Linked DNA regions of Homo sapiens: regions 2 and 3 are each linked to region 1. A link is a contact called in ENCODE Hi-C or POLR2A ChIA-PET data. All regions are on one chromosome and are shown on one strand. The core of a region is the stretch at or near the end of the contact, and the rest is flanking DNA. Distances in the headings are between cores, read along the strand shown.

Region 1 (4,523 bases), core at 532-3,031:
AACCAACAATGTTATGTGAGGACTTACTGTACATATATAAGTGCATTTTGATATGAAACAGTGAGGACAAAAACTGGTATTATAAGCTTAAGATTTACGTACTAGTTATTTAAATTTCCGTGTCCCACCCCAGAGCTCATATATGTAATCTAGACCATATTCCCACTACCCCTGGGGGCACTCCCGCTTCCCACAGGCTTCCTTTGTATCACTCCTTTTAGGTTGTGCTTTCTTTGTCTAAAATCCAATATTGTTAGGAACTTATGCCCATATTTTTCTTCCTTATATTTCTAATAGTTGTAGGCATTTTTAGGAAAAAGTTATGTCCTTTATCTTGAGATGTTTTTGGTAGACTCCTTAGAGACAAAAATAACACATAATACAGAGTTGAACATTGAAAAATAAAGCCTCATGCAAAGGCAGTTAATCAAGGAAAGAACAGGCTTTTCAACTATTGGTTGTCCGTATGCAAAAGAATGAACTTCAATCCATAGTTCTCACAATATGTAAAAATTGATAAAAATGGATCACAGACTTAAAATGTAAAACCTAAAAACAGAAGTGCTTAGAACAAAGTTCAGGGAAAAATATCTTTCTCATTTTGGGTTAGAAATCTAAGGTTTCTTAGATGAGACACCAAGAACATGATCCACATGAGAAAAAAATAGAAATACTGGACTTACTGAAGTTAAGAATGTCTTTTGTCAGGACACTGTTAAGAGAATGGAAGTACGAGCTCCAGAATAGAAGAAGATATGTGTAAATCATATTTTTGATAAAGGACTTGTATCCAAAATTTGTAGAGAATTCTCTAAACTCAATAGTAAGAAAACAAAGCAACTTAGTTAAAACATGGTCAAGATATTTAAGCAGACACTTCACTAAAGAAAATGTAAGTATGGCAAATATGCACATAAAAAGATGCTCTACATCAGTAGTCTTTAGGGAAATACAAATTAAAACCACGATGAGACAATACTGAACACCTATAGAATGACTAAAATTAAAGACTAGTAAATGTTGGCAAGGATGTAGAACACTGGGAACTTTCACCAATGCTAGCATTATTGGTCACTAATTCAGAGAGAATACTAACAGTTTGGTGGCTGAAGGATTTTGGCCCTGGAGGACACAATGGGATTTGTTTTAAATTGGAGAATAGATTCCTTGTGCCAGAGCCCCATGTGTCAGGGAGGAGGGAGGGGGCAGGACAAGATGTGATCCAAGGAGATGGAGAGGCTGGGAATTGAGGTACTGTAGGCGTGCAGCTGTGAGAGTGAGAAAAATGGACCAGTGGGAGTGGGAGAGACAGGAGAGATGATCTGCATAAGAGTGTGACTGACTGAGGGGCGAGGCAGGGAAGGGGAATGGTGCTGTGGCAACCACCTTTATGGGGAGTGAGAGTTAGCTGCCCCCCTTACCCTCTTGCAGAGTAGCACTATCGGTTGAAGTTGATGGGTCTCTGCAGCAGTGTTTCTCTGTCCGGATGTAGACTCAGAAAAGGTTAAAAGGGTGATGCAGTGTACGGAGGAGAGTTTGCCAGCCATGTGCAGTGAGAGAGGAAAGAAGGCTTCACTGCAAAGAATGTGGCTGAGCTGTTGCAGCAGTGGGAGGAGGCTGTATGGAAGGGAATTGAGTGTGAGTAGGCTGAAGGATTGTCGGGGAAAGGAGGCAGGTAACAGAAGACTCAGCTGACTGTGGCTTAACAAGGCCTTGGGTATCTTTTTATAAGAAGTCTGGGAAGGCATTGCTGGCATGGCTCCGCTGCTGGCATGGCTCCGCTGCTTAGGCATGATGGGGACTACCAGACTTTCCAGCCTGCTGTTTTGCCATCCTCATCATGTGGCTTTTCAGCCATAGACTTGTCTTCTATTCCTAACTCTTGGATTTTGTGCTTTAGAAACAGCAGTTTTCCTTGTTAAATAGTCATTTATCCTTTATGCCTATTCTCTTAACGTTTATTTGCTTAGCTTCTAACTTCATTGTGTGCATATACCACCTTTAAACAAGTGTTTTGCCTTTGGCGTGATTTCTGACTTTAGCCTTATTCCTTCTAGCATGCTATTTCTAATTCATTTATTAGTTCTGTATTTATGTTATTTTGGTCCTCAGTGTTTCAGTTGCTCTGCAATCTTGTTTTTCATTTCAGCGTGTTCATTTGCCATCGCCTCTTTGAGTCTCATATATTGATTTTATGTCATCTCTAAATTATTTCATAGTAAGCACTTCTGGGAACTTTTCTTCAGTTATTAGTTAGGCTTTCTTAAATAAAAGACGGTGTCTTTAGGATGCCATGTGTGTGCCTTTGCTGTCCTCAGTAGGGGGCTTGTTTGGTTTGGTTTGCTTTGAGGAGTGGGGAGGCTGGCCTGTCTTGTCCAGTAACTATGCCATGTCTTTTGTTAATCTTCCACGTGGTTTTTTGTTTGTTTGTTTTTTTAGCATGAACCTCTGTCAGTATTCTTCTTCTTTTACACAGCGAGTGAGCTTTGGGTTGATTCTGGTTGAGGGCTCAGAATTGTTGTGGTGTTTCTTTTGCTTTTCCTCTTTGTCTGAGAGAATGGGAGGAGAGGAGGCAGGAATCACCCAGCAGGGCGGGAGGCCATGATTCAGCTTTGTAAATATCTTTTCCCAGGCTGCCTCCACCGAATCTGCTCATATCTGTTTCCTGTGAGACACACCCTTTGCTTAATATGGTTTCCCAGCTCAGGACAGGGGTCTGGCATTTTAGGACAGTAGGTCTCTGGTGTTTATGGGCCCTGCTCCTGTCCCCATCCCCGTCACATCTTGCCAGCTTTAGACAAGAAGGATGGGCACAGTCCATGAGTGTTTTTAGGGACAGCGCAGGGGTCAAAGGTGCACTCCCTCTAGAACACAGGGGAGGAGAGGGCCAGAGCAGGCTCCCCAGGCTTGCATCCTGGCTCCAGGCCCTACCTTAGGCCTCCGTTTTCTCATCTGTGTGGAGGAAGATGATAGTCCCTACATCCTGGGGTAGGTGGAAGGATTGAATGAGATAATGCCCATAAGTCACTTGGCACCCGTTTGCTTCTATCAGCAGATGTCAGCTCCAGTCATTGATGCTTCATAGACTTCTCACTCAGGCACTTCCTACTCAGTCATCTTGGTCCCACTGATCTTGTTTCATTTATTTTCACTTTTGCTTTACTTTTTACTCAACCCTTGCTTAATTGTTGGGGGTGATTAGTGATTAGGTGATTTTGATATTTTTCTTCTTTCTCCAGCTTTCCTCTTATCAGATAAAAACCAAAATGGCTGTCTTCTGTGGGACTCCCTGCTGAGAAGTGGGGCCTTGTTTCTCAAAAAGCGTTCTGATTTTAAAACTTTTCATTGGCTGCCATTGCACCCCTTTGTCTTCTCATGGGAAGAGGGTGTAATAGTCTCATACTTTTCACAGTTCTGCCCATTTGCCAACTCTGTGCCTGGGGTAGGCCATGCTTCCCCACGGGGCTCCTGGGGTGGGCCGTGGTTCCAGTTCCCACCTGCTGGGCCCACACTTGAAATCTCTTGTGTGTGCTCCCAGCCCTGCTCTTCATGCTTGTGCCATGCAACTGTGTCACTTCCTCTCTCGTTGCTTTTTTCCTCCCCACCTCTCATCCCTTCCCTCTCTGGTTATTCAACTAATTGTTGTTGCTCTGATTGAGTTCAAAGAGGGTGTCTAGGAATTAGTTGTGAGCTAGCTAAATAGAGAAATCTGCAATATACATTTTAAATTTGTAATCAATGCATATTTTGTTTTCAGTGTTTAAAGAATTTTTCATTTAAAATACTGACAGTATGGCTTACTTTTAACCTTTAACCTCTGCATCTCAAATAATTTTTCAGAGGTGCACCTTGGTAAATCCATTGTTGCCATAAACCATATTTTGTACAGTGACAATACTTTGATGGTTCTTGCTAGGAGAGCAGTAATTAATACTCGTCATGTCTAGAACTTCCCTTCACACATTCTCCTGGAACAGGATACAGGACAGGGATTGCCCCCTCTGGAACCTGCCATTGTGGGTTTAGAACCCTCAGGACACTGGTAAGCGGAGTGAAAGGAAGTCACTGACCTTCCTTACCAACATACTTAACAGTGCCTGTAGGAAGCTAGTTGGGAGATGTGGATGGGAAGGAAAAAGTGTCAACATTTATATGAATTTCAAATGTATCTTACCTCTAGCTGTGCCTTAAAATGTTTTGAAATATGAAAACTAAAAAATTTGTTAAAACATGTTTATTAAACTTGCAGCTTAAGTTTATATTCAGTTTAATATAACTGACTACATTAAGTTTATGTGCAAATTCAGTAACTAGGAAGTCTACAGGTGGCCAATTTTGTGAAGTTATCCCCCAACATTTTATTATGACAGCTTTGGCCAATGTTATTTTAACTGATATTCTATTAATACTATACAGTGAACCTTTTACAAATATTGGATGATTTTTATAAATTACCCAACTGAACCTAAAGAAGCAATAGTTGTTGGTGAATACATTCATTTTATATGTTGTGGGTAGTTTTT
Region 2 (4,523 bases), core at 839-3,338, 180 kb after region 1:
CAATCAGGGCACAAACACTGGAGAGAAAATAAATACTTTAGAAGGCACTTGACCTTTTAATGTGGAGTTCTAAAAATGGAGATTGAACACAGTGATGCTTAACAGAGGCAAAGAGAGCCAGGCTGCTATCAGATTCTTTCTACCCAAGAGTCTGGCTTTCCTCCCTGGCATTAGCAGGGCATCCCTGTTACCCAGGTGAGCACAAGAACAGCTGTTACCTGGATGAACCTAAGAACAGCCCTATTACCTGGGTGAGCACCAGAACAGCCTGTTACTTGGATGAACCTGAGGTTAGTTCTGTTACCAAGGTAAGCTGGGAACAGCCCTATTATACAGGTGAACCTGAGAACAGCCTGTCACCTGGGTGAATCTTAGAACAGCCCTGTTACCTGGGCGAACCCGTGAACAGCCCGTTACCTGGGTGAACCTTAGAACAGCCCTGTTACCTGAGTGAAACTGAGAAACCTGTTACCTGGGTGAACCTGAGAACAGCCTGTTACCTGGGTGAACCCGAGAACCCTGTTACCTGGGCGAACCCGAGAACAGCCTGTTACCTGGGTGAACCCAAGAACCGGGTTACCTGGGTGGCAGCTCTCCTGTTGGCTAGAGGAGCTGAGGCTGGGCGGGGCACCCTCTTGTTGAGTACAGACGGTTTTGTTTCTCCTCCTTGCTTTGCTTCGTTACTATGTTAATCTCTTCCTCTGTATGTTTTAGCAGCAAGTGTATTCTCCTGGTTAGAAAACAAGAATCTCTTGCCCAGCTGGGCCTTGTCCAAACCCTAACATTTTCTTTAAACTTCTTTCAAAGCGCTGGGTTGCAGTCTGTGGTGTGGGACGTCCCTCATCCCAAAGCACTCTCCTGGCCCAGGGGAAGAGAAGATGGGAAGGGCTGCTCTCCTTCTGGTCCTCCTTTCTCCAAAGTCCCTCTCACCCTGCAGGGAGAGCTGGCCATACATGTCCTGCTGGGCTAGACCTCTGATTTTTTTTTTTTTTTTGAGACGGGGTTTCGCTCTTGTTGCCCAGGCCGGAGTACAATCAGGCAATCTCGGCTCACTGCAACCTCTGCCTCCCAAGTTCAAGTGATTCTCTTGCCTCAGCCTCCCAAGCAGCTGGGATTACAGGCATGCGCCACCATGCCCAGCTAATTTTGTATTTTTAGTAGAGACGGGGTTTCTCCCTGTTGGTCAGGCTGGTCTTGAACTCCCGACCTCAGGTGATCCACCCTGCTTGGCCTCCCAAAGTGCTGGGATTACAGGCGTGAGCCACCACGCCCGGCCGACCCCAGTGCTTTTTGGAGTCACGTGGGGCCTGTGCAATCAGAGGGCCTTTTGTGGGGAGTTATCTGTATACAATGGGCTTTCTCTTCAGGCATAATTTTAGCACATTTTAATAGGAAAATTCTGTCTGAAAGTATGCCAACTAAAAAAATCAGATTGTACAGAGTGGATAAAAATACCCTGGCTACTCAGCCAAATGCCAGCCCTCCTAGTCCTTATGGCTCCAGGGAGAGTCCCATTTGCTGGGCGCTGCCTCCTTTCCAGCACCAGGAGAGTGGGGGGGTCAAAGGCCGTTTGTCCTCTGACTGCCTTTTTCTGCAGGCAAACTAAAAGTGACCTGAGTGCTCGGCCAGGGGCATGTGGAAGGGACTGGGAGTAGCCCTTGGCCACCGAGGTCCAGTGGAAGGGAAGGCTGGCCACGCTGCTGCAAGGTGTCCCAGACTCAGCCTGAGTGTCAGGCCCCTCTCCTCCCTCACTCTCTCCCTCCCTCCCTCTGCTTCTCTTCTCTCCTCCCTGCTGCGAGGGACTTTTCCTCGATAAGGATGCTGGGATTTTGAACTTGGGATAGGGAGGTGAGCCGCTCTCTGAGCTCTGTGGAGTTGATCTCTGCATCTGCCTGTGTTCAAGGCTGTTTTCATTGACTGTCTCTGTGGTACCACGAGCCACAGGATGGGATCAGCTCTTTTGTTTTCATTCAGATTTCATGACTAATTTCTGCACTATCGATCACCCCCCACAAGCTGGTGACTCACTCTCTCATCAAGGAGGCCGGACCCCACATCCCTCTGCCTTTTCTGATCTGTTTACGCAGCACTGACAGAGGAGGTGAGAAATCCAATGAGCATTTTTCTTTCTGAGTCAATTGTCTGATGAAGCAAGAAGCTGGGAAGCAAGTGAACATCCTTTTCTCAAAGTCTGGAAAATGACAGGAGCTTGCCGTGCTGCGTTCCCTGGAAGTGCGAGTAGAGCAGGTGTCCTCCTATCTCATGGTAATCTCAGGCCGCTCTTGTCTGCAGAGGCCCAGGGAACTCTGAGCCAAGTGTCATGTGTCTGCAGACGCATCCGCAGCAAGGGACAGCTCAGATGCCAGCAGCTTCCGGTGTGCTCAAGGGTGCCGGCCAGGGCCAGAGGGGAGGCAGCTTCCCAGTGCTGGCCGTGACTTACAATTTATAACTCTGTGAGCAAGCCATGGGGTGGTGCCCCTGTTGGGGTCCCTGCCTCTCTGTCAGGGAGAGTTTGTCACCCTCATTCCCATAAGAGGGCCTCAGGCCTGACCACAAGATGGGTGTGGCAGTGCAGAGAGCATGTTGGCAACTCGGAAATGGGAGAGGTCAGGGTGAAATGTGACCGCAGAGGTGTAGGCCGCCCCTATTTGCAGCTTACCCTTGACTGAGATTTTTTTTTTTCTTGAGATAATGCCTAGCTCTGTTACCCAGGCTGGAGTGCACTGGCACAATCTCAGCTCACTGCAACCTCCGCCTCCCAGGTTCTAGCCATTCCCCTGCCTCAGCCTCCCGTGTAGCTGGGATTAGAGGCACCCACCACCATGCCCGGCTAATTTTTGTATTTTTAGTAGAAAAAGGGTTTTGCCATATTGACCAGGTTGGTCTTGAACTCCTGACATCAAATGATCCTCCCTCCTTGGCCTCTCAAAGTGCCGGGATTATAGGCGTGAGCCACCGCACCCAGCCTTTACTGAGATTTTTAAAGAGAATGCAGGCCGGGTGCGGTGGCTCACACCTGTAATCCTAGCACTTTGGGAGGCCAAGGTGGGCAGATTGCCTGAGCTCAGGAGTTCGAGACCAGCCTGGGCAACATGGTGAAACTCCGTCTCTACTAAAAAAAAAAAAAAAATAATAATAATAATTAGCTGGGCATGATGGCCTGTGCCTGTAGTCCCAGCTACTCCGGGGGCTGAGACAGGAGAACTTCTTGAACCTGGGAGGCGGAGGTTGCAGTGAGCTGAGACGGTGCCACTGCACTCCAGCCTGGCGACAGAGTGAGACTCTGTCTCAAAAATAAATAAATAAATAAATAAATATAGATAGAATGTGTTTGAAGTCCTTGTGATGAATTTAGGACAGTAAGCATGTTGATAGATCTGCCAGGCTACAGTTCAAATACTGTTGAGTTCCATGCAATAAACAGTTGAGCTGGTTCTCTCCAACCCTCCAGAGGAATAAAGCCATTACTTGATGCTGGGTTCTCACTGCCTGTGCCGTGCACCCCTCTGGCAGCGTGGTGAACCTTATGGATGCCTGATCAGAATGATGTTTCTAATATATGAAATAAATAAAATAAATGATATAGTTTGGATGTGTGCCCCCACCCACCCCTCAAATCTCATGTGGAATTTTCATCCCCAGTGTTGGAGGAGGGGCTTGGTGGAAGGTGATTGGATCATTGAGGTGGATTTCCCTCTTGCTGTTCTCATGATCGTGAGTGAGTTCTCATGAGATCTGGTTGTTTAAAAGCGCATAGCATCTCCTTCTCTCTCTCTTTTCCTCCTGCTCTGGCCATGTGACATGCCTGCTTCTTCTTTGCCTTCTGCCATGGTTATAAGTTTCCTGAGGCCTCCCCAGAAGCAGAAGCCTGTACAGCCTAAAGAACTGTAAGCCTATTAAGCCTCTTTTCTTTGTAAATTACAATCTCAGGTATTTCTTTATAGCAGCGTGAGAACAGACTAATACAATAAAACACATGGGATGGGTGTATTGTACTTTCTAAAGGTAGTGTGATGGTGTCCCCCAGGCCACATGCTTTTCTCTCATCTGAACTTGTCACTCCCCCACCAAGTCCATTTCTCTACCTCCTGGAATTCAGGAAGCCCTGAGAATCCCTGGACCAATAGAATATGGAGGGAGTGATGGTGTAGCAGCTCTGAATGTAGCTCTTGACCGTCCCAGCACCTCTTCCCTCTTTGTGAGAAGCAGGCTTGTGTAAGAAGCATGACCGCCTAAGACCACCACACTGTGGGAAGGCCAAGGCCCGTGTAATGAGGTACCATGTTCAGAGGAAGACCAAGGAGCACCAAGGAGGCAGCAGACTGAGTGGAGAGGAATATGCAGGGGATGCTGTGTAGTCAGAATCAAGCTTCCCAGGTGAGTCTCCCTCAATCTCCTGATCCACAAAACTGTCAGCAAAAGAAAGTGGTTGCTCTAGGCCATTAAATTTGTTTTTATTTTGTTTTCTTTTTGTTTGTTTGTTTGTTTTTGGAGGGGGTGCTGGTGTCACTCAGCAATAGAAA
Region 3 (4,523 bases), core at 671-3,170, 150 kb after region 1:
TCACACTGAAACATAGCCAAGAACAAGGCACTCAGCCACTCCCAGGTTTAAAATCAAGTTTCCTACTTTGTCTCTCTGGTCTGAATCTGAGTGAAAGCCCAGGCTCCTGCGTCACCTGGGCCACCTAAGGATCTCCCTCCAGCCTCTGGGTGCTGAAGCTCCACCTGCCCTCACCACATCACAGGAAACCGCGAGCACATCCTCCTGCCTTCTCCAGCAGTCTCTTCAGTGAGCGCCTGCAGAACTGCATCTAGAGCACCGGGCCAATATTGTCACCTTCCCTGTCATGGCTTCCTTCCTGTCTCCACTCCCTACAGTACTCCTGAGAGCCGGGAGCACTCCCTGGAGCACTCCCTGATTCGTTTTATCTTCTGCACAACTGTTTGGCTGGAATAGGAAGCAAATGGCATGGAATTTGCATATGAAAAGCCATTCCCACCTGTGTCCTTGTGTCTGTAAGGATAGGAGGATCCAATCTTCTTATCTGGTAATTGGTCAACTGGGACTGAGGGTTAGTGGGAAACCTGTGTGCCCCTACAGGCAGGAGGGGGACGGGGTGACCCTCTCCGGTGGCTCTCAGTCTGCCAGTGTCCCTGGACTGTTTCCAAGCCCAGGGTTCATCTGGGACAACTGGGCAGGGGGCTATCGCTGCAGCCAGCCCCTTCCTGGGTGTACTGATGAATCAGGCTTCCCTGGGGCTCTGGGGAGGGTGATACCCCTTGCCCTCCCCTTCCAGAGCCTTGTGCACTCCAGGTGCTCACCCTGGAGCTGCCTCCCTCCAGTCTTCCAGACTCAGGCTTAGCTGCCTCTCAGCAGCATTTCCCTTTGCCCACAGAGGCCTCCTCTCCTCTCCCAGCTGAGTGTTCACCACTCTTTATTTTATTTTAAACTTTGTTTGGGTTAAAGTGTTTTCTTTCCTCCCTGACCGTTTTTCTCATCTTCTGCTGCCTTTTCCTTCCAGTTGCGGGTTCTTAGGTTCTGAGCCTGGGAAGCTCAACAGTCCATCTGGTGTTTGTAGATGGCCTCAGGGGACCTGACGCATGTCCACATGCCCTTTGGAGCTGAGGGGTGGATAGGACACCTGGGGGCACACAGTCCCCCACCCCGTGCTGCTGGGACAGGACACACTGACCCGAGGCCCCTTCCGGCTTCCTGTGTGGCTCCTGGCCTGGCCATGGGAGTTATGAAATCAGAACTGGTGACTGCCACATGCCTGGGGCCTCAGCCACAGCCAAAACCTAAACCAAATGAAGTCAAATCCCCACCTTAACCCATCTGGAAACAAAAACAGTCCCAAAGAAGAGAGAGACGTGAGCCATTTTGGACAGGTGTGTGATTCTGAAATTGAGGGAATGAGCAAGAAACAGAAATGCGCTCACCAGACCAGTTGCTGCATCCACTGGGCAGTCTGGAGCCGTGTGTGTGTGTGTGTGTGTGTGTGTGTGTGTGTGTGTGTGACGCTGACGAAGAGTTTTGAAACACTGAACTGACAGGGACTTAGAGGTGGAACTGTGTGACCAAATGCTTTTAAAAACGATTAAACTAACTTTACAGAATTCATCCTGAGGAGGGAGAAATGGGCCCTGTTGTAAGGCTCTGGATGTGGGAATTAAAATGCAGGTACTGGCTTGGCCCAAGAGCTGAATGCACTCTTAAGGAAACTGAATCTTTGCCACAGTCGGCAAGCTCAACAGCGATGATTAAACATTTAATCAGACACATGATACTTTGTTGTGTGTTCATTGTGGCTACAGGAAAGGGTGCTGTAACAGATCTTTAAATAGCAAACCCGCGGCTAAATTTCACTTCATCCATCAAAGGCTGCTGCTATGCAATGACCTAATTTTAGCAGCTTATCAATCCCCCAGTGCTTGTTAGTTGATGTAACTTTGATCCTCTGATGCTAGATGACTTTTGTGCTGAATATAGCTAGAATTTAATATGAATCACTTGGATGGCTGCCCAGCTGAGCTCAACTGTATGAGAGAGAGAGAGAGAGAGAGAGAGAGAGAGAGAGAGAGAGAAATAGAGGATTCGGGCTACCGAGGTGAATAATAATATACACATAGGCTTCCTTTTTTTTCTGGGGCAATCAACTCCATATCTCTAGGCATGTATTTCAAGCACAATACCCTTGGACTTTTGCTTTATTTCTCCCTCCTAAACAATGAGACTCTTCTCCCGGCAAACATACATAGGAGGTAATAATAAGCTGCTACTGCCAAGATCTGATGACAGTGTCAATAATTGCAAGACATTTTAAATGAATTTTTTCTAAGCAAATCATTGCCTTTTGCAGTGAGCGTTTATTTCTACATAGGAAGAGAGGAGCTGAGATGTTACGAAGGAGCAGAGAATATCTTTAACAGCCCTCCTCCTCTTTCATTTTCTAAATTATTAGATTGTGCTTTTTTGGCTTTCCTACTGTCTGGCTTCTCATCTGAATTTTGAGATTTCCTTCCATCCTTCTGGCTCTTTGGCAGAACCACCTGTGTCCCAGGCATCCTTCCTGGACGGATGTGGCTGTTGCCTCACTCTTCTCCATTTGCCCTCATTGACATTATTTCTACCCATAAAATAGGGTCCTGTGGTTTATGTTCTTCATTTTCTGAACCTGGCAGGAAAGCTTCCTAGACAGGAGGCCTGGGCAGACACTGAAACACACCGGACTCCTGGATGGGCCTGGCCCCGGACAGCTTGCTGGGGTCTTGCCCACCCTGTCACTCCACCACTTTCTCATCCAAGTTGGGAGAGTCTTTTCATTTCCTCTAATTTCTCCTTCCAGGATTTAACCACTGCCTGCTTAAAACCTCCTCCACTGCAGATTGGGGGTGGGGGGGTTGGGAGGAAATACAGCTTAATCTGACTTGGCCACTGGTTAGCAGCTTGGTAGAGGAGGAAACAGGACTCCCCATCTCAGGGAAGTCTGTGGATCTCAGGGTATTTCATCTCCCTGGGATTCCTGTGCTATTATCTAGGGTGTCCTTTGAAGAAGCTGTCATGGTACAGGAGGCCTTTTCAATGGATATAAGATGCCTTAAGATCCTGAGAAGAAAGATTCCTTTAAAAAGAGATAATAAGCTTCTGTAATAAAATGTCCCAAATGAAATTTACTTTAAATACACACACTGTTCAAACTAGCTTCTAGGTAGCTTGAGAAATGGCAGTGCCACAGCAGCGGTCCCCAACCTTTTTGGCGCCTGGGACCGGTTTTGTGGAAAACAGTTTTTCCATGGATGGGGGTAGGGGAAATGGTTTTGGGATGAAACTGTTCCACCTCAGATCATCAGGCATTAGTTAGATGATTCTCATAAGGAGTGCACAACCTAGATCCCGCTCATGCTCAGTTCACAGTAGGGTTTGTGCTCCTATGAAAATCTAATGCCACCACTGATCTGACAGGAGGCAGAGCTCATGCGGTAATGCTCACTCACCCGCCACTCACCTCTTGCTGTGTGGCCCAGCCCCCAACAAACCATGGGCCGATAGTGGTTCATGGTCCAGGGACTGGGGACCCCTAATCAATGGGACATTGTGGCTAGAGAGGAACAGAACATTCTATTTTACACTCTAACATTTCAGTAATAACAAAATACTATTTCTACAGACCAGCCCTGTCAACACCTTCATCTTGTTTCACATTTGTGAAGGTCGGGGAGGCATCTGGAGCTTCTTGATGTGTCAGCTCGGAATGCTGCCTGTGGGCTGGGTCGGCTTCAGGCCTGCAGGTCAAGGTAAGGGTGCATCTGTGAGTGCCTGTAGAGCCAGCTCATTCTGAGATTCTGTCCTGGGAAAATCCCGCAGTGGGAGAGTTGGGGAGGGGCAAGGAGGGTCACTTGAGATTCACAGGAGAGGATCTCCGATGTTCATGCCATCCAATGCTCAGACTCATTGGTCATGGTTCAGCTATAACTGTAACGGGGCCAGGTGCTTTGCCTTCTACCCACCAGAACAGATAAGGTGGAACACAGTTTGAGAGGCAGATGAGAAACTCCCTACAGTGAGTATGAAATAATGATGCAAGCACCATAATAATTCAAAGAAACACTTATAGAATGCTTACTGTACCCTCAGGTGCTCTCTAAGTGCTGTCTATAGATAATCTCATTTAATCCAATTCCCTTAGAAGGTAAGTACAGTCATCTCTCAGTATCCATGGGAGACTGGTTCTGGTACCCACTGCAGATACCAAAATCCACGGACGCTCAAATCTCATATAAAGTGGTGTGATATTTGCATATGACCTATGCATAGCCTCCTGTATATGTTAAATCATCTCTAGATTACTTATGACATCTAATACAGTGTAAATGCAATGTGTGTTGTACTGTATTGTTTACATACATTACATACAGTGGCAAAAAAAAAAGTCTGTACATGTTCAGTGCAGACTCAATCATTTATTTTTTTCCCCCAAATATCTTCTATCTGAGGTTGGTTGAATTCATGGATGCGGAACCTGTAGATATGGAGGGCCAACTGTATTATTGTTTCTACTTTATAGAAGAGTAATTGGAGGCCCA

What was found. A loop is a pair of places that touch in the nucleus more often than their neighbours do. ChIA-PET counts read pairs that join two places held with the same protein, here RNA polymerase II (POLR2A). Pooled maps may share reads with other maps.
Region 2: a pooled map shows a loop between it and region 1 (4-fold over the local background). The contact joins two enhancer-like sites. A Hi-C loop is called at or near these places in 4 of 168 maps with a recorded cell type or tissue (K562, MCF 10A, mammary epithelial cell and 1 more), 5 of 37 single-sample maps with no recorded cell type and 9 of 50 pooled maps. POLR2A ChIA-PET finds 5 or more read pairs at or near these places in 3 of 52 experiments (activated CD4-positive, alpha-beta memory T cell, activated naive CD4-positive, alpha-beta T cell and common myeloid progenitor, CD34-positive).
Region 3: a loop to region 1 is called in a pooled map, with 8 times the contacts of the local background. The contact joins two enhancer-like sites. A Hi-C loop is called at or near these places in 2 of 168 maps with a recorded cell type or tissue (naive thymus-derived CD4-positive, alpha-beta T cell and natural killer cell) and 7 of 50 pooled maps. POLR2A ChIA-PET finds 5 or more read pairs at or near these places in 4 of 52 experiments (AG04450, activated CD4-positive, alpha-beta memory T cell and activated naive CD4-positive, alpha-beta T cell).

The regions. Positions count from the first base shown.
Region 1 is chr9:91,244,176-91,248,698 of GRCh38, reverse strand. The region is part of intron 6 of AUH (AU RNA binding methylglutaconyl-CoA hydratase); the gene reads left to right. Among named protein-coding and RNA genes, the nearest start is that of LINC02937, 83 kb to the right of the region's middle. Within about 2 kb of position 1,781, at least 3 of the 41 ENCODE cell types and tissues checked have a DNase peak (open chromatin) inside an H3K27ac peak, as active enhancers do.
Region 2 is chr9:91,069,311-91,073,833 of GRCh38, reverse strand. It overlaps LOC100129316 (a long non-coding RNA gene), which reads left to right. Exons shown (of 4, transcript NR_033912.1): 1 at 1-308; 2 at 4,207-4,377. Among named protein-coding and RNA genes, the nearest start is that of LINC00484, 47 kb to the left of the region's middle. RefSeq lists an enhancer at 2,032-2,937. Within about 2 kb of position 2,088, at least 6 of the 41 ENCODE cell types and tissues checked have a DNase peak (open chromatin) inside an H3K27ac peak, as active enhancers do.
Region 3 is chr9:91,097,633-91,102,155 of GRCh38, reverse strand. It overlaps LINC02937 (long intergenic non-protein coding RNA 2937), which reads left to right. Exons shown (of 6, transcript NR_184105.1): 4 at 1-487; 5 at 3,608-3,734. Among named protein-coding and RNA genes, the nearest start is that of LINC00484, 19 kb to the left of the region's middle. Within about 2 kb of position 1,920, at least 21 of the 41 ENCODE cell types and tissues checked have a DNase peak (open chromatin) inside an H3K27ac peak, as active enhancers do.